7 separate regions of the Homo sapiens genome follow, and regions 1, 2, 3, 4, 5 and 6 are each linked to region 7. The links are chromatin contacts, found by Hi-C or POLR2A ChIA-PET in ENCODE. All regions are on one chromosome and are shown on one strand. The core of a region is the stretch at or near the end of the contact, and the rest is flanking DNA. Distances in the headings are between cores, read along the strand shown.

Region 1 (2,923 bases), core at 165-2,664, 760 kb after region 7:
GCTTATGACCCTGCATATTTGTTTTTTTCCTGTGGTTGTAAATTAACAGTATGTTCCCACTACACTTGTGTTCTCACGTATTCCTGTCCCCGCCCTGGCCCAGTGTACTGACCTTACTAAGTGCACAAATAGTGTCTCTTGGAAACTGCTTACATTCAATAGCACTTTCTAGTGTTCCATGTATCATTTGTTAAACATGCTTTTAGAATCTATCATGCCAGAGGCTAGGAGTTACTGATATAACATTAAACAAGTTGGACATAGTGCTGTCCCCACAGAACTGACCACCAGAGATATGACCAGGAGATATGACCAAAGAGATATGAACAGGAACCCTGGGAATACCAAACGGGAGGGAAATCAAGGGTGCAGCAGAAACAGAGTCCAGCAGAAGAGGAATGTTCTCCCATATACAGGAATCTAAATTCTACTTGATATTCTATCTCTTATAAGCACGTGTAGTTCACACCTCTATTTGGGATCCCTATAGAACACAGAGAAAGAGGGATGCTCTACTTCCCACTCATTTGCAAGCTTGCATTTAGGGAGCACTCACCATACAGTGAGTCTGATGTATGCTGTACATAGTAACAGTATACCCTGAGCCAGATGCTGTTTTAAGCCTTTTACATATATCTGTGAATTTTTTCATTTGATTCTTACAACCTCTCTATGAGGTAGTATACAGTAGTGTCTCTATTCTACAGATGACGAAACTGAAACACAGAGAAGCTGAGTAACTTGCCTGAGTTTACACAGCTACTAACTTAGCAGCAGCATTTAAACTCAGACAGCCTAGCTCCAGCCTGAGCTCTTTGGCCCTTCCTTCCATGCCTCTCTACCCCAGCACGTAGATAAGCAAGCACACCATGCCTCTCTTTCCTGCAGGAGCTCTCACTCCACTGGCAAAAGTGGGTATAAACACCTACACAGTGTACAGGGGCTATACTGGAAATATGAATCACATGACTGCAACTCACAAAACAAACTTCAGAAGACATAGTCCACAACACTTATACAAAACAGAACCTATTCTCCATAACAGAAATGGCTACCACTTATTAAGTGCCCCCCGCAAGGTACCTGGCACTTCATTTAAATTATCTCATTGCCTTCTCATAACAACCATGCAAGGGGCATAGTATCACTTCATCTTACATAAGAGGAAACTGAGGCTAAAAGAAATTGTGTGACCTCTTTTAGCTGAAGCTGAGGTCCTTTCCCTATTTATGTAGTCTCCTTAAAACACAATGCTTTGTCCTTACTCCTAAAAAGTGACACCAATGTCAGGTAACTTCATAACTTCTCTTTGATGTAGAAAGTAAGGGGAAGTGTTTCTGTTCAGGCAGTTACCAGATTCACTTCCCAAACTCTGCAACAGGAAGCTGGTGCAAACACACCAAAACATCATGCTCACAGCAGCCTGACTGCTTAGAAACCTCCAGCTCCAGATTATACCCTCCAAGGCTGACGGAAGCACTGCTGAAGGCACTTGCAAGGTATAAGGGTGCCACAATGGAGCGCTCCATCCCAGAGGCGAGGGTGATCCCAGGGACAAAGTGTTTGAAGAGCTCAGCAAATCATAAGGGGGAGGAAGAGGAAGAAGAGGGGAGGGGAGGGACTGGGACAGGATCCTTCCATCAAAATTGTCCTTCAACAACAAAGGTTGCCTAACCCTTCCTGATCAACGCAACCTCCACTTTTGGCTAGAAAGTGTCCTGGAATGGAAAAGAGAACTTAAGACCAAGGATTTGTATCCAGGATTTTAGAAGAGGAAGAGAAGTACATTTTAGCCCTGAAGTGTGAGACGTATTGCTTCTAAGAATAGAAAAAAGATAAAAATTATAACTGTTTTTAAAACATATACTACAGTTTTATAATAACAGCTGCTTTCCTCCCTCCTCCATCCCCCTCCTGCATAGAAAACACACTAACTGTACTAGTTAAATCCACAGTAATAGGTCAACTTAATATTAGTTTTTACTTTTTTTTTTGAGACACAGTCTTGTTCTGTCACCCAAGCTGAAGTGTAGTAGAGCGATCCCAGCTCACTGTAACCTCCACTTGCCGGGTTCAAGCGATTCTCCTGCCTCAGCCTCCCAAGTAGCCGGAACCACAGGTGCACGCCACCATGCCCAGCTAATTTTTGTATTTTTAATAGAGATGGAGTTTTGCCAGGCTGGTCTCGATCTTGTTGCCTTATGTGATCTGCCCACCTCAGCCTCCCAACATGTTGAGATTACAGGCATGAGCCATTGCCCTCTCTGTAGGGGACAGAAAAGGAGCAAGTCGTTAGACTTTCCAAAGAGTAGAAAAAAGAAAAGAACATGGCAAAACAGCATTTGGTTATCAGCAGGAGCAATGACTCAAATACAAGCATAACAAAGGAAGGGATGTGTGGTTGAGTCAAGAAAGTAGTGACTTGTGTGAAAACCAAAGAGGAGTGAATATTGTTCCTTCTGACCAATGAATGTAGACAGTCAGCGTGCTCGGAGCCTCATGGCATCCTGCTTTCCCCTGGGGCTGCTAGGGGGATTAGGTAAATATAAACGTCTTCAAATAACACAAGATGTGAAAAATAGAAAGCACAGCAAACTGGAATAGTCATCAGATGATATATCTAGGAGAGCTTATTCTGCAAACTAGAATTACAGAATAGAGAGATGTGGTCAATTAAGAGTATTTAAAGATGAGTTTCTATGATGAGGGTAGGTGACAAGAGGGAGTTGTAATCCAGGACAAAGAATCAGAAGAGACCACCATTCTCCAAAGACCAGGTGATGATTTTAATAAACTGGCTCATGTACTATCACCCCAACAGCTAGTTTCTATATCAAAATTAGTTCAAGATTTCAACAGGAGGAAGTGGTTTACAAAAGAATTACCAAGAATCCAGAAGTGTTTAATGGAAAAAAAAATGCTA
Region 2 (3,109 bases), core at 279-2,778, 670 kb before region 7:
CAATCCCCAGGTTCTTCCCTCATGACCTGGGGATTGTTCTCTGCATTGCTCCTGACTTAGTGGAAGTGAAAGGTGTCCACGGCTTAGGGTTGCAGAAATGACTCAGAGCTAAGCTACCTAGATTCAAATCCAGCTCCAAAGACAATCACCTTCCCTGCGCCTCAGTTTCCACCCCTAAGATAGGGGCAATAAAGTACCCACTGGAGGAGGCTCTTATGAGAGTGAAGTGAGTGAGGACACAGGAAAACCATGGAGCAGGGCCCAGTGCGGAGCAGTAGGCATCTGCTCTGATGATTGTCATTGCAAAAGGACCCAGTTGGGCACTACAATCAGCCTGTCCTCATTTGGCCCCAGGAACCACCACTTGCCTAGCTGTGGGACCCTGGGTAAGTCACTCAGAGTGCTCTGAAATTTGGCTTTGCTACAAGTAGGACTGCTCCCTGCCTCACAGAACTGTTGTGAGGGCTAAATGAAATAATGTATGCAGAGCTTAGCAGGCCTGGCATGTAGTAAATACTCCGGAAACATTTTTTTTAAGTTCCAGGGTGGTTGTCTATCTGGATGTCACCTCTGACCTCTGAAAACCACAGGGATTGAGGATAGGAAAGCAGTGCTCCTTTCTGCATCCACCCGGTCCCCACCTCACCTTCCTGAGCACCAGGAAAGGAGCCTGAGGAATCAATAAGGCCAGAGGAGGAACCCTGCAGAGCGTGGTCAGCTGGGAAGGACTTGGGCAGTAGGAGCAGAGGGGGCAAAGGAGGGCCTGGGTTGGGGGTACGTGGCAGCATGCCTGTCCTCAGCAGACACCTCCCACTGCCCATGCTTCTTGTGGGGGTGGGCCAGCCCAGCTTAGGTTATCTTGGCTCATTGTCCACTAGTGTTTTCCTCAGATGCTCCCTGGGAGCTGGCAGTACTGGAGGGGGTGGCAAGTGGCCTCAGTCGGCTCACAGTTCTAGGACCGGGCCCAGGTCTTGGAAGCCCCTTGAGCTCTCCCCCTTCCCTGCTTAGGCCACTGGAAGACAGAGGTCTCCAAAGAAAGACAAAAGCTGGGGTCTAGACATACCCCATCTGGGGTCTGACTTAAAGGCCTTTGCCAGGGTCACCTCCTGTTGGCATCAGAGAAGGAAAGAAGTGTGTGTTTGTGTGTTTGTGTGTGTGTGTGTCTGTCTGTTTGTCTATGTCTGCAGGTGGACAAGTAGGGCCGGGTGTGAGTGGAAGTGGAAAGGATACTATTCTGCCCATCCCTCCTTGCTGGCCCCCCAGCCAGCTGCTAAGATCCAGAGTCTGGGCAGCAGAGTCAACCCTACTGCAGCTGGGGGTGTTGAGCATGTCTGGGGAAGAGCTAAAAGTGGCAGAAAACATCCTGTTTGAAAGCAATGCTTTGCTGTATTTAACCCCTGCAACACCTGCTCCGCCTACACCCGGTCTCCACAGACAGGAGATCTCAGACACCTGCCTTTGAAGCTGTCCCAAGAGGCCAAGGCTGTGGGCTGCCATCCAAGCCTGCCCCATTCCCAGCTCCTGTGCGGCACCTCCTCTGCCCTGCCTGGGGCAGCCGTCTTCCCGCTCTTAGCAGCAGGACACATGGCCCAGTTGCTCTGCTTCCTGAGCTGCCTACAATCTGGAGATGGAGGGGGTAGTGAGAGTGTGGGTCTCCCTAACGAAAAGGCCCTTCCTCCCTCCTGACACCCTGGGCTGTGAGAGGAGAAGGAGTGCCTAGGCGGGAGGCTGTTTCCTTCTGCCTGGGGCTGGTTGCCGCCACCGCTTCCCACTGCTCCTGCTACTCCCTGCCTCGAGGGAGGGCCATCCTGGCTGCTGCCCAGCCGCCACCCCCACACCCCTGCCAGCGATGACATGGCATGCCTGCTCCCAACAAGCCACTTCTGTTTGCAGTCACTGATCTGGGGACTAAAGTCCCTGGAAAGAGCCTCTCGTGCCCACTTCCTTAGAGACTGGGGAGGCGGTCAGCGCTCCGCCTTAGATAAAAGGTTTCCCCTTCTTCATTTCAGAAGCCTTTGGGTCTGAAGTGTCTGTGAGACCTCACAGAAGAGCACCCCTGGGCTCCACTTACCTGCCCCCTGCTCCTTCAGGTAGGTGTTTCCTCATCAGCCGCAACTTCCCTGGCTTTCTGTTTTCAAGGGGCGGGGTGGGGGGGAGGGGCATAAGAAGGTGGTGGGCAGGGGAAGGAAGGGATACCACCCAGGATTTTGCAAGGTGGGTCCCGGGCCAGCAGAGTCTGCAACTGAGATGCATGAGTGTGTGGGGTGCGGGTGGGAGTTCAGAGAAGGGCTCAGGAGATGGGGCTTGCTGGCTCCAGCCACGACCCTGGCTGGGCTCTCCTGTGCGTCTGATGTTTCCTATCCAGCCCCCATCTCCTCTTTCTCTTTGCTGCCTTCTTTAGTCTCTGCCTGTCATTCCTGGGACTTTCAGCTCTCAAGCCACAGAGGCTTGGACATCTCCACATGTGGACTCTGGTCCTGGGCGCTGGCTTCTTGATAGCAGCAAATAACCTCAAGCAGGGTTGGGTCTTCTGTCAGCTCCCCTGAAATGGTCTCATTCACTGTGGGCCTCTGGCTGCTTGATCCAGCCTTTCCAGCCTTCACCCCCAGCATAGAGACTTCCTGATGTCAAGGCAGCACCCCACCCCATTGCAGGACTGCCCCGTTGCTGTGCTGTGGTAGTATGTTGTTCCACTCGCTTGCATCATAGCATCTCCAAATGAGTCCATGTGATGCTGAACATGTGTTGACTGATTTAACAGATATTCCTTCCTACCCCCCATTTGATTTCTCTGTTTTCCACGAAATCCACCGGATACTTGGGAGCCTGGATGACCCAGACTCTGTAGCAACACCACGATGACTCGGAGCTGCAGCATCTCAGCTGACCCAGGGTTAAGCCACAAGCATCCTGGACAGTTTCCCCTATTACCCCACAATGATATTGGGCCTCCGGGATGCTGGCCACATCTTGAATGTGTGCTATGTTCTAAAACCTGCAGGCATCAGCTTGGACTTGGGATGGTCTTTGGGGACAATGTTGATAGATCCACAAGCACTTTTTCTATTTTTAATTGTTTTTTAAATTATGAAACGTTTTGTATATTCAG
Region 3 (3,000 bases), core at 75-2,574, 700 kb after region 7:
AACCTGCCTTCAAAAGACAAATTGACACTCCTGATAGTGTTGTAAAGGGCCAGTAGAACTTAATGGTCCATTCTTCATAGGGTCCTTCTAAGGGTCATTTTAAAAGGAGAACAAAGAAGCAAAGTTTTCAAGTCACAAAAATAAATATTTAATTCTGGAATTTCTGGCCTAAGTTAGCAAATGCTGGGAGCATTTGGGAGGATGGCACAGGAAGGAATGGGCCTCCTGGGACTCCCCTGGTCACATGGGTGGCTATCTACATGCTAGTCCTGGGTGCCAGTAACACAAAGTCAGGGTTCAGGCTAAGAATTTCTAAAATTCTGACCACTGGGCCCTCAAAGGAAGCCAATCTGCTTACATCTGATTTCAGTTGCTTATGTTTTGCATTTTTCTTGTAGAAAAATAAAGAGTTATTTTGGTCACATTATGCCACTGAAATCACAGAATGTTTTCCAATGCTTTTAATGACCACCCTGAAAAGAACAAATTTATCACTGTCTCACAACTTCAGAGAGTTTTTCAGAAACTATAAACAAAATATTTCATAATAAACTCTCTCTCTCTCTCACACACACACACACACACACACACACACACACACCCCACAAAGGAAGGAGTAACTAAAAATGCTCCATTCATCAATGATCAATTTTGGTCTTACTATAGAATTCTTTTAGTGTGCATTTTCCTTGATTTACTGGTGAGTAAAAGCATGCCTTCCTTTAAGGATTTCCATGTATTTTCTGCTTTTAGGCTAGTGATGGTATAAAATGTTTATCTTGGTTGCCAACTCCTGTGGATTGTTAGTGGCTGACTAAAGCCCTACGTTGACAAAGTTGCTGAAGCCATGTCCAGGTACAATGAGAAAAAAAGTACTATAATTGATTCTCATGTTTGCCATGCATGCAGAGGGAAAAATAATCACATGCCATCAACTGTTTTTGCCACTTGTCATACACTGCCCCCTCTACTGGTCCCCCTTGAAGTAATCCCTCTTCCAAACTAGTTCATACTTTAACCTTAGAGTAGAGAATAAAACCAGGTCTAATCTAATTAATATTTCACATTTTCTTGATCATAATGATAGTTTTATGGATACTCAAATAATCCAGTTAGAGGCAGTAAGACTTTAGTGGGGGATGCCACACCAAAGACTCTCAAATTTTGTCTGCAGCATTTCAGCTTGGGAGGCTTTTATGGTTTCTAGTAACTATATTGCAACCAGGAGAGAAAGATCACCTGAAAATGAAACCAACCCAGAGGTAGTGGAAACAAAACTGATGAGAGGAACTCTCCAAGGCATGTCATTAAGCCCTATTGAAAACTAGGCTTAAGCTACATAGAAATGTAGTGGGGGTGGAGTGGCCAAGATGGCCAACTAGAAGCAGCTAGCATGTGTGGCTCTCACGGAGAGGAATAGAGGGGCGAGTAAAAACAATACCTTCAACTGAAACATGCAAGTACTCGCATTAGGATTAACCAAGGAAACAACCTGACACACAGAAAACAAAGAAAAGCAGGACACTGAACAACGGCCCACTGGGGAACAGCACAGAGCCAGGGGATCCTCCCCAGTCCTAGAAAGCAGTGAGTGAATGAGTGACCCTGGGATCGCTTCTCCAACAGATCTTTGCAACCCTTGGCTCAGGAGATCTCCCTGTGAACCCACACCACCAGGGCCTTCAGTCTTCAGTCTGACAGAGCCATCTGGATTCTCACCAGAACAGCCACTCAGGCATGTGTGGAGAACGTGGAGGTTTAGGTGCTTGGGCTTTCTGGCAAAAGTAGCTGCAGCTCTGGCAAAATCGGAGGTTAGATTCCTGTACCTACCCTTAGGAAAGAGGCTGAATCCAGGGGGCTGAGCAGGAACAGTCCACAGGCCCCACATCCTCACCACCTCACAAGCTAAGACCCACTGGCTTGAAATTCCAGCCGGCTACCAGCAGCAGCATTGCACCTCCCTAAGAAGGAGCTTCTTGGGGAGGAGTGGGCTGCCATCTTTGCTGTTTGAGTGCCTTAGTCGTTCCAGCCTTCAGGTTTTGGAAAGTCTGAGCCAATCCAGGGCAGAAGAGATCCCCTAGCACAGCACAGCTGCTCTACCAAAACATGGCCAGTCTGCTGCTTTAAGCAGGTGCCCGATCCTGTTCCTCCTCACGAGTGGGGCCTCCCAATCAGGACCTCCAGCCACTCCCACCTGAGCTCTCCAGCCAAAAGAACTGTGAATTCCCCCTGGGAGGGTGCTCCCAGAGGGAGGGGCAGGCTGTTATCTTTGCTGTTTGGGCAACTTAACTGTTCCAGCCTTTGGGCTTCAGAGTACCTGAGGTGACCAAGGGCTGAAGTGAACCCTCAGCACAATGCAGCTATTCTATCAAAACAAGGCCAGACTGCTTTTTTAAGTGGGTCCCAATCCTGTTCCTCCTCACAAGGTGAGACCTCTCAACCAGGGTCCCCAGCCACTTCCTACAAGTGTCTTTGGGCTGACAACAGGTTCGTACCTCCCTGGGATAAAGCTTCCAGGGGAAGGGACAGGCTACCATCTTTGCTGTTTCACAGGCTTCATTGGTGACACCTCTAGGTTTTGCGAAATCCAAGGTGACTAGGAACTGGAGCAGGCCTGAAGCATACCATAGCAGCCCTATGGAAAAGTGGCCAGACTGTTACATGGGTGACTGTTTCCATATCTCTTCACTATGCAGGTCCTCCAGGCCTGGGCCTCCAGCCACCTCCTGTCAGAGCTAATCAAGCCAGCACCAACTCAGCAACTCCCTGGACAGACCCTCCAGGAGCAACTGAAAGCCTCTCAGTAGAGAACTGCCCTTGCTACCCTCAGACTAATAAAGGAGGAAAGACCCTAAGTGCCTTATCCACACCTCCAACAAGCTGCAGTTAATCCAAGGAGAGGCCAGTCTGTCTCCCACGGGTCCCACACCATCCTCCCTCCATGGCTAGTCACCAGACAGGGAATCTCTGGCTTGGGCTCACAGCACAGACCCTCCATCT
Region 4 (2,957 bases), core at 458-2,957, 560 kb before region 7:
TTCCAGAGGGGAAAGCAACAGGGCCAATAGGAAACAAAAAAGTGGCAGGGAGAAGTGAACCTTGACAAACATGGAGGGTGGCGGGGTGCAGTGGGGAAAGGAACTAGGGCTCTGTAGATAACGCGCAGAGATGGGCCAGTTGTCCTCAGGATCCCACAGGTGGTGAGGCAGCTGGGCAGGCAGAGAACACCCTAGCCAGGGTGCCCATCCCCCCTTCTTGGTGACCCAGTGCTTTGTTGGCATTGTGTAGGGTGGGGCCCTGTATGCCCCTCTTCTAAGGCATTAACCCCACCTCATGCTGCGACTCTACCCAGGGATGGCACTCAGCACTCCCTGTGGCAGTGAGTAAATTAGTTATTTTTAGTTATTCCATTTAGGGTTCTTTTGGCCGAGGATTTTAGTAATGGAATATAATCATCATATGTAAAAGTATTATACGTATTTTCTTCCCAAAGTCCTTTCCCACACATATTATTTCATGTAGCTGTGTAATCCCGGGTAAGCAATTTATTTAACTTCAGGCCTCAGTTTCCTTATCTGTAAAATGGACATAATCGTAAGGCCTACTTCATGAGACTAATGTAAGGATTAAATGAAATAAGGGAAGCAGGTTGCTTAACATAGTGCCTGACACATAGAAAGCATTTTTTAAAATGTTAGAAAGTAGAGATAATATTTTTCATCTTCATACCAATTCTATGGCGCAGAGAGGTTAAACTGCGAGCCCAAATGTGCACAACAAGGAGCACTGGTCAGCCCAGAGCCCCCATCAGCGCACCGATGCTTCCCCTTCCCTCCCAGAAGCACAGAAAGGGCGGCTGGCCTGCAGGATTTGGCAGAGCTTGGCTGAGGAGCCACAGCAGACGGGTAGCAAAAAGGCACCAACATGGGTGGAAAGAGAATGTCCAGTTTCTATGAGATCCCTAACGCCGTCCTCCCTGTGGGTCTCAGCAGAGGGCTCTGCGGGGGAGCCCTCTGGAAGGAGGGAGATGGGCTTCCCCAGCCACCCCTAGCCCTCTTCCTTTCCCACTTCTTCCCTCTCTGCCCTCACCCAGCACCCAGGGAAGGGGCGCCTGGGGGGCAGGGGATCCCTCAGAACAACCGTGTGTGTGTGCGTGTGTGTGTGTGTGTGTGTTTGGGGATAGGAGGCGACCAGCGCCGCGGGCGCGCGGAGGGGACACTGTCGTGGGGCAACTGGGCGGAGGGCGACAGGCAGTGTGCCGTGACAGATAACCCGGGCGGCGCGGCAGGTCTGTGCAGCCGGCAGTGGCGGGCCGTCGGCACCCCCAGGTGGCGCCCGGGCGGGCATCGGGTCTCAGAGGCACCCAGGAATGCCCAGGAGCCCGGGCCCGCGTGGGGCCTGCCGCCGCCAACCGCTGTTTTCGAGTAAACACTCCACCCGCTCCGCGGGGAAGCGCCGCTCGCGGGGAGCGTCCTGGAGCAGCTGACGGCGCCCGCCCCGCAGCCGCGCACCCGCCCCGCGCCGCCCAGCGTCCCGGGGTACCTGCGAGCCCTCCCATGGCCGCGGTCCCCGGCTGTCGGTAGACCACCGTCCAGACGAGGAAGATGGAGAAGCCGGCCACGGAGCTGATGCCGGAGTAGGCGGCGCGGAGGCCGAGCTGCAGCCTGGACGGGGCCATGGGGCTGCGGCGCCGGGCGGGCCGAGGGCGAGCGCGGCCGAGAGTCACAGGTGCAGGGCCCGAAGCCGCCAGCCGGAGCCGCGGGAGCCGCCAGAGCAGCCGGCGCCCCGCGCTCCGCCCCCGGCCCGCCCCCAGCGCCGCCCGCACAGCGCCCTCCCCGGCCGGAGGCCGCCCGCGCCCGGAACCGCAGACGCCACCGCCGCTTTGCGAAGCTGCCGTGTCGTTTGGGGGAATGCTGCTAAAAAGGCGGATTCCTGGGCCCATCCCCAGACCCGCCGTGTCCGGATTGTTGGACCTTGGAAGGGACCGGAAATATGCCTTTATACGAGCGAACCGCGAGGATTAAAAATCTTTACCTCTGAGTACGATGCGTATTTTCGTTTAAAATTAAAATTAAAATTTCTTGTTAAAAATTAATAGGTAAAACTTAAGAAATATTAGAGTACGCTGTGAATAGAATTCCTTCCGCCCGTCCTTCTATCAACCAGGTTCCCTCCCACCATATCGCAGAGGATTTCTCCACACACTAAAGTCTGGGAACCCCTGCGACCATCACCTTCTGACTGCAAACATTCTATACATTCTATCCTCACGCACAGCTCCCCACAAATCCCTACTTTTTTTTTTTTAAACAGAGTCTCACTCTGTTGCCCGGGCAGGAGTACAGTGGCGCCATCATAGCTCCGCATCCTCCAACACCTGGATTCAAGCAATGCTCTCACCTCAGCCTTCCAAGCAGCCAGGACTACAGGTGTGTGCCACCACGCCTGGCTAGTATTTTTTGTTATTTATTTTTTGTAGAGATAGGGTCTCGCTATATTGCCCAGGCTGGTCCCCAACTCCTGGCCTCAAGCTGTCTTCCCACCTCGGCCTCCCAAAGCGCTGGAATTACAGGCTTGAGCCACTGCAACGGACCTCACCTTTCCTTTTATCAGCACAAGCCTTATCCTCCCAAACCCCTCACCCTGACCCTCGGGATCATACCATTGTAAGGAAGAGACAGATCTGTAGCAGGAGGGCACTGAGCTCCCACGTGAGCCCAGCTTCCGGCCGGGAGCTGGAGGGAAAATCCCAGCACAATAACAAGGGCTCTGCCACAGCACTAAGGATCCACATGGGGAGGCCCATCATATACCTGCACAAAACATAACCAATACCCCTTGCATTAGTTTTTTTTGTGTGTGTGCTGCCGTAACAAATTACCACAAATTTACTGATTTAAAATAACACAAACTTATTATTATTTTACAGTTCTGTAGGTCAGGAATCCAAATAATGGTCTCACTGGGCTAAAATCAAGGGGACATCAGGGTTGCC
Region 5 (3,061 bases), core at 364-2,863, 890 kb before region 7:
CAACTCTCAAGTCCTCCTTATCTGCCTGGCATCTATCACAACAAACCAGGTCAAAATCTTACCTGGAAAATACACGACTCAGTGATCAATATTTTATCAAAGTGAGAATGTGATAAACAAGGTCAGTTGACCCCTAAAATCCGTATTTACACTAGAAAGCCTCACATCCTGTATTTAGACTTCTTGTGAGAGAACCCATTCTCTGTCACTGGAGTATGATCAGGAGACAAGGGTACCTGTTCTCTGAGGAGTCCTGACTAACTGGCGAGACTGAATCACACACATGAAAAATTTCAGATGAAACTCGTCTTTATGCATGGCTGCCTCCTAGAAATAGAGACAGAGTTTAATCCAAACGAACAGAGCTGTGAAATAAGATGTCAGTGACTGACATGGACCAGCTACACTCATGACTACTTGGCCTTAGGACTTGACAATATAATATAAAAGTATCAGCACATGAGGCAATACAAATAATCTACTTTGATGTATTTGACAGGGGAGGAAACCCTGAACTCAGCAAGCTGCTGAGAGTATCAGAAAGGCTGGGGGCCTCCAGAAACTGCCCTTCTTTAAGTCTGAGCTCAGACTGTGCCTGTGGCTGTGATCTGGGTGTAAAGGACCTATTAAGGGGGCATTTCTCTAAGACTTCTACAGGGCCTGGGTCCAGAGGCCTGCCAAGCTGAGGTGCTTGACAAAAAGCCTGAATGAACAAACATATTTCTTCCCATTATGTTCTCTTAGAAAGTATGGCAGATTCCAGGTTAATCAATGTGTCCCAGGAACAACAAAGCCCTTCAAAGGTCACAGGTGATTCCTGGGTCCTTCTCTATCTCTACCCAGAAAAGCAGATCTCTAGTGGGCTCCCAAAAGCTTTCCTCACAGCTCTGCCTGTTTCAAATTCCTCCAGAGTTCTGGAAGGTTCTACATCTTGCCAGAGTCTAGCCTAATCCGTCCTCAAGTTGCTTGTTTGTTTGTTTGTTTGCTTGCTGAATGGTCAATCAAGTATGAGGTGGTGCAGAGTACAGGATTGCAAGTTAAGAAACTTGTTTCCTAGTCCTAGATGGGCCGTGCACTTAAAACCTTTGGGAAATCACTTCACTTCTCTGAACCTGGTAAGACTAAAGTATCTCCAATAACCTCTACAAGCACTAACGTTCTGTGATTCTCAATAAAACACGAGATAGCCTGAGATCGATTTAGATCTCAGGTCCCTATCTGTCGGGGGAAGCCACAGGTTTCCGCAGATTTAGGGCCACCGCGAAAAGCTGCCATGGAAACTGGAACGCAAGCAAGCAAAACTCGCCGGGCGGAACCAGAAGGCGGCGGGTAAGGGAGCAGAGGGAACAGAGAAAAGCATAGGACGAAGGGCTCACTAACAGTATTCCGAGTACGAGAAAGCGAAAAAGCCCAGACTGAAAAGGGTACTGAGAAATTACGACTAGTCTTAAATGCTCCCTTCGCTTCTCGGGCCTCGCCACACCGCGCAGGCGCCCCACTGGTCCTTAACTCTGTTCTTTGACCTCCTGCCCCAGCCCCCTCCTCTTCAGCCACCTAGCGACTCTTCCGGTGCTGTGAAGGCGGTTCCGGTTCGCGGCGGTTCCCGGGTTTTGCGTTCCGCGCCCGGCCGGAAACCCCTTCGCATGGCAGCCGGTTCCGGTTCGGTGAGTGGCGGCGGGAAGCTGGGGGAGGGGTGAGGATGGAGGGAGCCTGGTCCAGGAGACTGTGTCGGACCCGGTCAGCCGGCCCGGGCTGGACTGGGCGGAAGCGGGGAGCACTGTGGGGCCGGCGCCTTTTCCTCTGCCCCGCCCCCTGGGACCACCTCCCCTCCCCCCTGCTGTCCGGTGGCCGCGCTGTGGCCGCCGGTGGCCGTTAGGCTACCTGAGGCCGTTCCTTCTGGTCTCTCTCTCCTGGGCCGCGGAGAGACCGTCTCCCTGCCGTTACAGCAGGCCCCATCCCAGCGCCCAGCCGTACTTGGGGAAAGGCCGGTTGCGATTCCGGGGCTTTCCCGCCAGAGCTGGGTCTTCTCTGGGGAGAGCTGTTTTCACCGGGAAGCTCGGCTTTCTGTGGTACCGGCTTCATCTCCCGCCTTCCTTGAGACCCGAGTGATATTTCTTGACTACTTCTGCGTCTCACGTAAACATTTCTCCAACTCTCCTACTCTGTGGTATCTCCCTGAGATGTGATATCGCTAGTGCCACCATCAGAAAGAAACGTCTGGACCCTCCTGCTCAGGTTATGAAAATCCCCTTAACTGCCACAATTTGCTTACCTGGCTCATCGCCTCCTGGTAATTCCCTTGAACCGTCTCTTTCTTGGTGTACCCTAACGTGATCTCTGGATCTATGCCTCGTTTCTCTTTCCTTGAGCTTGGTGATTTCTGTTTATCGGTGCCTGTGCAGTATTTCCACTATCTTGTTAGCAGTAACTTGCTTCTTTATCACTTTCAAGTCAGCCTTGTTAAAGTCATTTTACTTCATATTTGGTACACTTATTATATTTGGAGTGGTGGTGATTCTTGTAATATTCATATAAAGCCTTTTATCTACTACCAACTATTTGACTGAGGGTCTTTGTTATAATTGGTTATTCTGGATGTATTAGATCTCATCATCTCCTAAATCTTTATTCTTCATAAAAATAATTTGTGTTAAGGACTCATGTTGAAATACAGATTACCCTGACTTTGAAATTACAGTTAAAGCGCAACTTTAAGCATCTCTATAAGCATGATCCCTTAACCTACTTCCAGTTTACACTCTACCACCCTTTATTTTTCCTCTCTAGTCCCTTTTAGGAAGGCTTATTCATTTTTAACTGACTTCAATTAATTATCCCAACTGCAAAGATGGTCTTCATGTCACTCATCTAATGAGTTGTCTAGAGGGAGTGGATGGGTACAAAAACAGGTTCTGCTACTTCTGGCTAAGGGAATGCAGTTGTTGACTTGCATTGCGGCTTTGGAACTCTTGTCCTTTTCTTCCCAACTTCTACATCTTCTATCAGTTGTACCAGCTCTACTGTCTTGCGGTACCTGTTTATGGATCTGGCTTTCCCTACT
Region 6 (2,991 bases), core at 286-2,785, 1.0 Mb after region 7:
TGAGTCCCACTCATTGTTTTTAGAAGTTGAGCAGCTATTGCTAGTTTATGAGTCGTCTGTGATGCATCTGATAAGGGGGTTCTAAGAATTCAATTCTCTTAGCCCCAGAAAGGTAGGGGTGTGTGTGCGTGTGTGTGTGCGCGCACATGCGCTAGAGTGTATACCCTGAGTTCACTCAGTCCTATTTATGCTGAGTTGCCTCAGGTGCCTTGGTCCTATCCAAGGACAGCAGTGTGATCTCTGTTTTGGTACAGTGTATTTTTCTTAGCCTGCAACAGACAACTTAACTATACTGGCTATGGTTTTACAGCATTATTTACCTCCATGATTGGTAGAATGCCTTCTCTGCTCACTCATCTGGTTTACAGTAGGCCAGGTTGGAGTTATCACAGTAGAGCAGGTTAAGTGTGGTGCAGAGAGTTGGATTTTCAAGGTTAGCTTGAACTTTTATTACTCACAGAGTGGTAGTTGGTTTAATTAGAAAACTACTCCTTTGTGGGCCAGTTAGTTTTGCTTTGTTCTCTGGCCACAGACTTTACCTTATGTCAGGCACATGATTTCAAAGATCTGCATCTATATCAGGGGTCAGCAAGGGACAGCCTGCAGACCAAAGCCACCCGCAGCCTCCTTTTGTGTGGCTGGCTAGGTAAGATTGACTTTTAATTTTATAAAGGACTTTAAAAAAGAAAAGATAGTTGTAAAGTGTACATTGTTCCATGAGATCTTTATAACAACCCTGTTAATTACCCCCATTTTATAGATAAAGAAACTGAAACTGCCTTTGCAAAATTATAACCAAGGAAATTATGACAGTGAAAGAAATCAGACCTAACCAACTCTATCTTGCTTCTAACCCTTAAGCTGTCCTTGTTCATTCCTGGGCATAGGCCGAACTAACTTTGGGAAGGAATTCAGTTCATGGTTTGACTGAAACAAAATTGGTAACAGCCCTTTTCCAAAAAGACCCCCTTCTTGCCTGGGGTCCAGTCTGCCTTTGCAGGACTAACAAATTAACTACACGATTAGAAATTACAGTTTAGGGGTCATGCAGCCTCTGGCTCCAAGAGTCTGAACCTCCCCAAATTGCTCCTCGGGGTAACATCATTATTGTAAAACCTAAGATCAGTGCTTGAGATATTTTGCAGAGCTGTACTCCATGTATCAGCTGACACCACCCAGACTGGTAATCTCGCCCAACCAGTTCTGCCATTGCACCCAGGAACAGAAGACAGCAAGAAAATCTTACTTCACCCCCCTATGATTTCATATCCAACTTAACCAATCATCACTCCCCACTTCCCAAGCCCCTAGCTGCCAAATTATCTTTAAGAACTCTGATCCCCGAATGCTCTGGGAGACTGATTTGAGTAATAATAAAACTCCGGTCTCCCACACAGCTGACTCTGCATGACTTACTCTTTCTCCATTGCAATTCCCCTGTCTCAATAAAGTGGTTCTGTCTAGGCAGCAGGCAAGGTGAACCCATTGGGCGACTACAAAACTAAAATTAACGGAGGCTAAGCAACTTGCCCAAGATGACTGACATCTGTGGGGAGGAGAGCAACAAGTCCATTGGGTGCTCCTCTTAAACCGCCTATTTCTCCTTAAATGTGTCTTGTTACCACAAAAACAGAATGGGAAAATATGAATGAAGCCCCCAATCCACCTTTCTACCGGAACAAAAGTCCCAAATACCCACCGAGAACAGCATATTCCTTTACTTCAACAGTCACATGGGATTTTTCTGTCACTCAAGAGTTAACATCTTTAGAATATGATAAAGAGTAGGGATCTAGGTTTGAGGAGAAGGGAAACGACTTGTCCTTGTGGAGTGGGAAAAGAGGAACGAGGACACATCAAGAGTGTCAAGAGTTATAAATGGAGTGCCCACAAAACCCACAGCCCTCTACCCACTATAGGTTAAAAACAGGAAGTGGTAGTGGTACATGGCGCTCTTTCTCACTGGTACAACATCCTCATTTAAGCTCAGACCTCCCTTTAACTTTTTTACAAAGAACCAACTAAACTAAAATTCTATTTTTACTGGGATACTTCTTTTAGATTCCTCTTTCTTTTGAGGATTATATTAGATACTATTTGAATTGGCCATCAGCAATGCATATTTATTTTTCTAGACAAAACAAAATACCTAACTGACAGTGAGGCTAGTTTAAGAAAAGCTTTGCACCACAGAGCTTAGATTTACCTACAAGGAAAGAAATGGAAAGAACGGTACAAATAATTGCTCTCCACCTGTTTCCTGCCTGGCCTTTTAAAACCACCCGTTTAATTCCCTAATCTAATTTGTAAGCATTATACATGATCACATGCTACAAGGTCACCGTGTGCTGGTCTTCTGACCCTCAGAATTTTGAAATTTGATCAGAATTTAGTGACTAAGAAGTCCACTTTAGGACTGAATAATTATGTTTCTACTCCTTTCTGTAAGTATTTTGTGAGCTCCTTAATCAAACAGGGATTCTATTAATGAGCTTAAGACTTAAACAAATGCAACTCTCCCCTAAAAAGGGGTTAAAATAATAATACTGTCACTTGAAAAGTTCTTTATATTTTTATTGTAAAACTAAGATAACCATTAAACCATTTTGAAAATGCATAAAATAAATGAAATAAAGTATAAAGAAAACACGCAAAGTCTCTCTGTTCGGAGTGTTCAGGCTCACCTTAGACAAGCTCCATTAACATTTCAATGTATTTCATTCTAAGATTTTTGTTTGGTCTTATTTTTTACAGTGTTATTCCACTCTGGATGTTTGACTTTGATAGACAATGCAACGTGATGGGTAGGGACTTTGGAGTCATACTACCAGGGTTTGAGTGCTCTGACACTAGCTGTGTGACCTTAGACAAAATACTTAACCTCCTTGTTACCTTATTTACCTTATCTGTAAAATAAGGATAGTAATAGTACTACTCATAAGTGAAGTATTTTAAAAAGTGCTTAGAAAGGGCCTGATATATAATGAATAC
Region 7 (3,006 bases), core at 279-2,778:
AACATTAATTATTTAGTGGCATTATTTAGCATACCCTCCAAAAAGTATTTACATGTTTTACCAGTTTATCTCTTTATTCTTCTTAAGAACTCTAAGAAGGGCGCGGTAGCTCATGCCTGTAATCCCAACACTTTGGGAGGCCAAGACGGTCGGATCACCTGAGGTCTGGAGTTCAAGATCAGCCTGGCCAACATGGTGAAACCCTGTCTCTAGTAAAAATATAAAAATTAGCTGGGAGTGGTGTCGCGTGCCTGTAATCCCAGCTACTTGGGAGGCTGAGGCACAAGAATTGCTTGAACTTGGGAGGCGGAGGTTGCGGTGAGCAGAGATAGCACCACTGCACTCCAGCCTGAGCAGCAGAGTGAGACTCCATCACAAAAAAACAAAAACAAAAACAACCTAAGAAATTATTTTCTTTCTTTCTTTCCTTTTCTTTTCTCTCTTTCTCTTTCTTCTTTCTTTCTTTCTTTCTTTCTTTCTTTCTTTCTTTCTTTCTTTCTCTTTCTTTCTTTTTCTTTCTTTCTTTCTTTCTTTTTTTTTCTTCTTTCTCTGTCTCTCTCTCTCTCTCTGTTTCTTTCTTGTCTCACTCTGTTGCCCAAGTTGGAATTCAGTGGCGAAATCATGGCTCACTGCAGCAACTCTGCAGGCTCAATCAATCCTCCCACTTCAGCCTCCCTAGTAGCTGGGACTACAGGCCTGTGCCACCATGCCTGGCTAATTTTTATAGTTTTTTTTAGAGACAGGGTTTCATCATGTTGTCCAGGCTGGTCTTGAACTTAGACTCAAATAATCCACCTGCCTCAGCCTTCCAAAGTGCTTGGATTACGGGTGTGGGCCACCGCACCTGGACTACATATTCTAATTTTCTCCATTTTATACTTTTAAAAATTAAGGCTAAAAGATTGAGTAATCTGCCCAAGGTCATCCATTTTATAAGAAGTAGTGCTGGAAGTAAAACCTGATGCCAAGCCTTTGTGGTCAACCACAACATACAAGATTGCAGACAACAGATGCCTCACGTCCCTTCTCCAGTTCACAACTAAATTGGCTGTTTTCTTTCACTGTCCATTTTAATAAATTTACAAGTTTATCAATCACTAATATTTTTGTTATTGCCAAGCACCAGTTGTCTCTTTAGTGTTACATGGGGTGGGCTGAAGGAGGCTAGGGTGCTGATTCCTGTCTACAGTAAGTGCCCAAAAAATGATGGTCTCAAGAAAGGCTGGTCAGAAATGCCAACTTAAAGTTTCAGATAAAATGGAAAAACTGAAAAGTACTTACTCATTAAAGTAACTGGTGATTTTTAAGCATCTCTCTCAGTTGATTCTAGATCTCGTCCCTAGATAGCTTTCTTCCTCTCCTGTAGATCATTGTGACCAGACGGGAGATCTCAGAGCTTGGGCTATAGGGGAAATAGGTTAGCCTCTGGGTGCTGCTGTGCTTGCAAGCCAGCGTCTGGGGAGAAGATGACATTTCCGGTGGCATCTGGGGCAAACGACACAAGTCAGCATTTAGTTTCTTGCTTTAGGAAGCGGAAGACTAATGACCGAAGCTTCAAGACTTTGACATGTGTGAAAACATGAAATGGTAAGTCAATACAAAGACAGCATCTTCCTGGAATTTGGTTTTGAGCTTGTTTTCATTTCACCTTTCTCAGTAATCTGGGTGTAGCTTATTTTGACTCTTCCTTTGATTAAACAATTCAGACCCTTGGCTCTTATTGTTCTTGCTGGTGTGGTATGTTCACGGCTGAAAAGATGGTCAGAAGGGGAAAGGAGGAAGTGAGAAGAAAGAAACAGGGAAATGGTAAGAAGAACTCTACTTTTCTAAATAATATTTAATAGTAGTAATCTTGTGTTTCTGTGCAAGGTGTTACAGTTTACAAACCGCTTTTATTTTTATTTATTTATTTTTTTTGAGACGGAGTTTTGGTCTTGTTGCCCAGGCTGGAGTGCAGTGGCATGGTCTCGGCTCATTGCAACCTCTGCCTCCCAGGTTCAAGCGATTCTCCTGCTTCAGGCTCCGAGTAGCTGTGACTACATGCACCCACCACCACACCCGGCTGATTTTGTATTTTTAGTAGAGATGGTGTTTCACCATGTTGGCCAGTCTGGTCTCGAACTCCTTACCTCAGGTGATCCACCCGCCTTGGCCTCCCAAAGTGCTGGGATTATAGGGGTGAGCCACCATGGCAGGCCACAAACCGCTTTTAAATCCTTTCACTTCATCTCTCCACTGACGTCTTGATGGAAAAATGGCTCAGTCCACACTACAGGAAACCACAGGCCTGAGCCCCAGCCTCAGCTAGATCCAGTATGTGGCAGAGCAAGATAAGAACTTTCTGCTTCCTCCCTTAGTGTTCCACTTGAAACCAGCAGGTAACTCAAGGGGACAGCGTGCTTAAAAGGGAGATGGTTCGTCTGGCGCTGTGGCTCATGCCTGTAATCCCAGCACTTTGGGAGGCCGAGGCGGGTGGATCACCTGAGGTCAGGAGTTCGAGACCAGCCTGGCCAACATGGTGCAACTCCGTCTCTACTGAAAATACAAAAATTAGCTGGGCGTGGTGGTGGGCCCCTGTAATCCCAGCTACTCGGGGGGCTGAGGCAGGAGAATCGCTTGAACCCAGGAGGCGGAGGTTGCAGTGAGCCAAAATCGTCCCATTGCACTCCAGTCAGGGTGACAAGAGCAAGACTCCATCTTTAAAAAAAAAAAAAGGGTGGGGGAGATGGTCTTCTGATTGATTAGATAAGTGTAGGCATTTGTTTTCTTTTGTCTGGAATAATATGATTTCGGGGAGAGGAATATCACTTTCCCTACAAATACCAAGATGAAAAAGAAAAGGAAATAATGAATCAGAAAAAAAAGAGAGAGAGAAAATGCATGACTACAGAAGGTCCCAGTGCATGACTACAGAAGATCAGAATATACCACCCCCAGGTTCCCGTAATCCCAGGTCCTTGGGAGGCTGAGGCAGGAGAATCGCTTCAACCCAGGAGGCGTAGGTTG

What was found. Hi-C counts contacts between places; a loop is a spot of excess contacts on that map. ChIA-PET counts read pairs that join two places held with the same protein, here RNA polymerase II (POLR2A). Pooled maps may share reads with other maps.
Region 1: a loop to region 7 is called in a map of naive thymus-derived CD4-positive, alpha-beta T cell, with 3 times the contacts of the local background. The contact joins the enhancer-like site here to the promoter of PCED1B-AS1 in region 7. A Hi-C loop is called at or near these places in 1 of 168 maps with a recorded cell type or tissue (naive thymus-derived CD4-positive, alpha-beta T cell) and 4 of 50 pooled maps.
Region 2: a pooled map shows a loop between it and region 7 (5-fold over the local background). The contact joins the enhancer-like site here to the promoter of PCED1B-AS1 in region 7. A Hi-C loop is called at or near these places in 4 of 37 single-sample maps with no recorded cell type and 10 of 50 pooled maps.
Region 3: a pooled map shows a loop between it and region 7 (3-fold over the local background). The contact joins the enhancer-like site here to the promoter of PCED1B-AS1 in region 7. A Hi-C loop is called at or near these places in 1 of 37 single-sample maps with no recorded cell type and 2 of 50 pooled maps. POLR2A ChIA-PET finds 5 or more read pairs at or near these places in 1 of 52 experiments (activated CD4-positive, alpha-beta T cell).
Region 4: a loop to region 7 is called in a map with no recorded cell type, with 8 times the contacts of the local background. The contact joins the promoter of SLC48A1 here to the promoter of PCED1B-AS1 in region 7. A Hi-C loop is called at or near these places in 1 of 37 single-sample maps with no recorded cell type and 1 of 50 pooled maps. POLR2A ChIA-PET finds 5 or more read pairs at or near these places in 2 of 52 experiments (Caco-2 and activated naive CD4-positive, alpha-beta T cell).
Region 5: a pooled map shows a loop between it and region 7 (7-fold over the local background). The contact joins the promoter of SENP1 here to the promoter of PCED1B-AS1 in region 7. A Hi-C loop is called at or near these places in 2 of 37 single-sample maps with no recorded cell type and 6 of 50 pooled maps. POLR2A ChIA-PET finds 5 or more read pairs at or near these places in 2 of 52 experiments (BJ and OCI-LY7).
Region 6: a map of B cell shows a loop between it and region 7 (7-fold over the local background). The contact joins the enhancer-like site here to the promoter of PCED1B-AS1 in region 7. A Hi-C loop is called at or near these places in 5 of 168 maps with a recorded cell type or tissue (B cell, CD4-positive, alpha-beta memory T cell, naive thymus-derived CD4-positive, alpha-beta T cell and 1 more), 7 of 37 single-sample maps with no recorded cell type and 14 of 50 pooled maps. POLR2A ChIA-PET finds 5 or more read pairs at or near these places in 3 of 52 experiments (CD4-positive, alpha-beta T cell, activated CD4-positive, alpha-beta T cell and activated CD4-positive, alpha-beta memory T cell).

What each region holds. Positions count from the first base shown.
Region 1 is chr12:46,458,827-46,461,749 of GRCh38, reverse strand. All of the region lies in intron 2 of SLC38A4-AS1 (SLC38A4 antisense RNA 1), which reads right to left. The region is part of intron 1 of LOC124902923 (a long non-coding RNA gene); the gene reads left to right. Among named protein-coding and RNA genes, the nearest start is that of SLC38A4-AS1, 77 kb to the right of the region's middle. Within about 2 kb of position 1,414, at least 18 of the 41 ENCODE cell types and tissues checked have a DNase peak (open chromatin) inside an H3K27ac peak, as active enhancers do.
Region 2 is chr12:47,881,675-47,884,783 of GRCh38, reverse strand. It overlaps VDR (vitamin D receptor), which reads left to right. Exons shown (of 10, transcript NM_000376.3): 2 at 2,010-2,090. Among named protein-coding and RNA genes, the nearest start is that of VDR, 22 kb to the left of the region's middle. RefSeq lists enhancers at 864-1,053, 1,484-1,593, 1,731-2,243. Within about 2 kb of position 1,528, at least 10 of the 41 ENCODE cell types and tissues checked have a DNase peak (open chromatin) inside an H3K27ac peak, as active enhancers do.
Region 3 is chr12:46,515,720-46,518,719 of GRCh38, reverse strand. All of the region lies in intron 3 of SLC38A4-AS1 (SLC38A4 antisense RNA 1), which reads right to left. Among named protein-coding and RNA genes, the nearest start is that of SLC38A4-AS1, 130 kb to the right of the region's middle. RefSeq lists enhancers at 1,127-1,306, 1,477-1,566, 1,757-1,806. Within about 2 kb of position 1,324, at least 4 of the 41 ENCODE cell types and tissues checked have a DNase peak (open chromatin) inside an H3K27ac peak, as active enhancers do.
Region 4 is chr12:47,771,988-47,774,944 of GRCh38, reverse strand. It overlaps SLC48A1 (solute carrier family 48 member 1), which reads right to left and starts at 1,707. Exons shown (of 3, transcript NM_017842.3): 1 at 1,505-1,707. The coding sequence starts at 1,640. RefSeq lists enhancers at 475-979, 980-1,486 and a silencer at 1,232-1,841.
Region 5 is chr12:48,104,631-48,107,691 of GRCh38, reverse strand. SENP1 (SUMO specific peptidase 1) reads left to right here and starts at 1,613. Exons shown (of 18, transcript NM_001267594.2): 1 at 1,613-1,664. It also overlaps a transcript of PFKM not described here. RefSeq lists enhancers at 867-1,740, 2,026-2,235, 1,741-2,616 and a silencer at 1,746-1,885.
Region 6 is chr12:46,217,100-46,220,090 of GRCh38, reverse strand. The region is part of intron 5 of SLC38A1 (solute carrier family 38 member 1); the gene reads left to right. Among named protein-coding and RNA genes, the nearest start is that of SLC38A1, 50 kb to the left of the region's middle. RefSeq lists a silencer at 107-166. Within about 2 kb of position 1,535, at least 15 of the 41 ENCODE cell types and tissues checked have a DNase peak (open chromatin) inside an H3K27ac peak, as active enhancers do; they include B cell, CD4-positive, alpha-beta T cell and natural killer cell, where a contact is called at or near this core.
Region 7 is chr12:47,214,965-47,217,970 of GRCh38, reverse strand. PCED1B-AS1 (PCED1B antisense RNA 1) reads left to right here and starts at 1,528. Exons shown (of 3, transcript NR_026544.1): 1 at 1,528-1,587; 2 at 1,707-1,806. PCED1B (PC-esterase domain containing 1B) reads right to left here. Exons shown (of 4, transcript NM_138371.3): 3 at 1,282-1,749.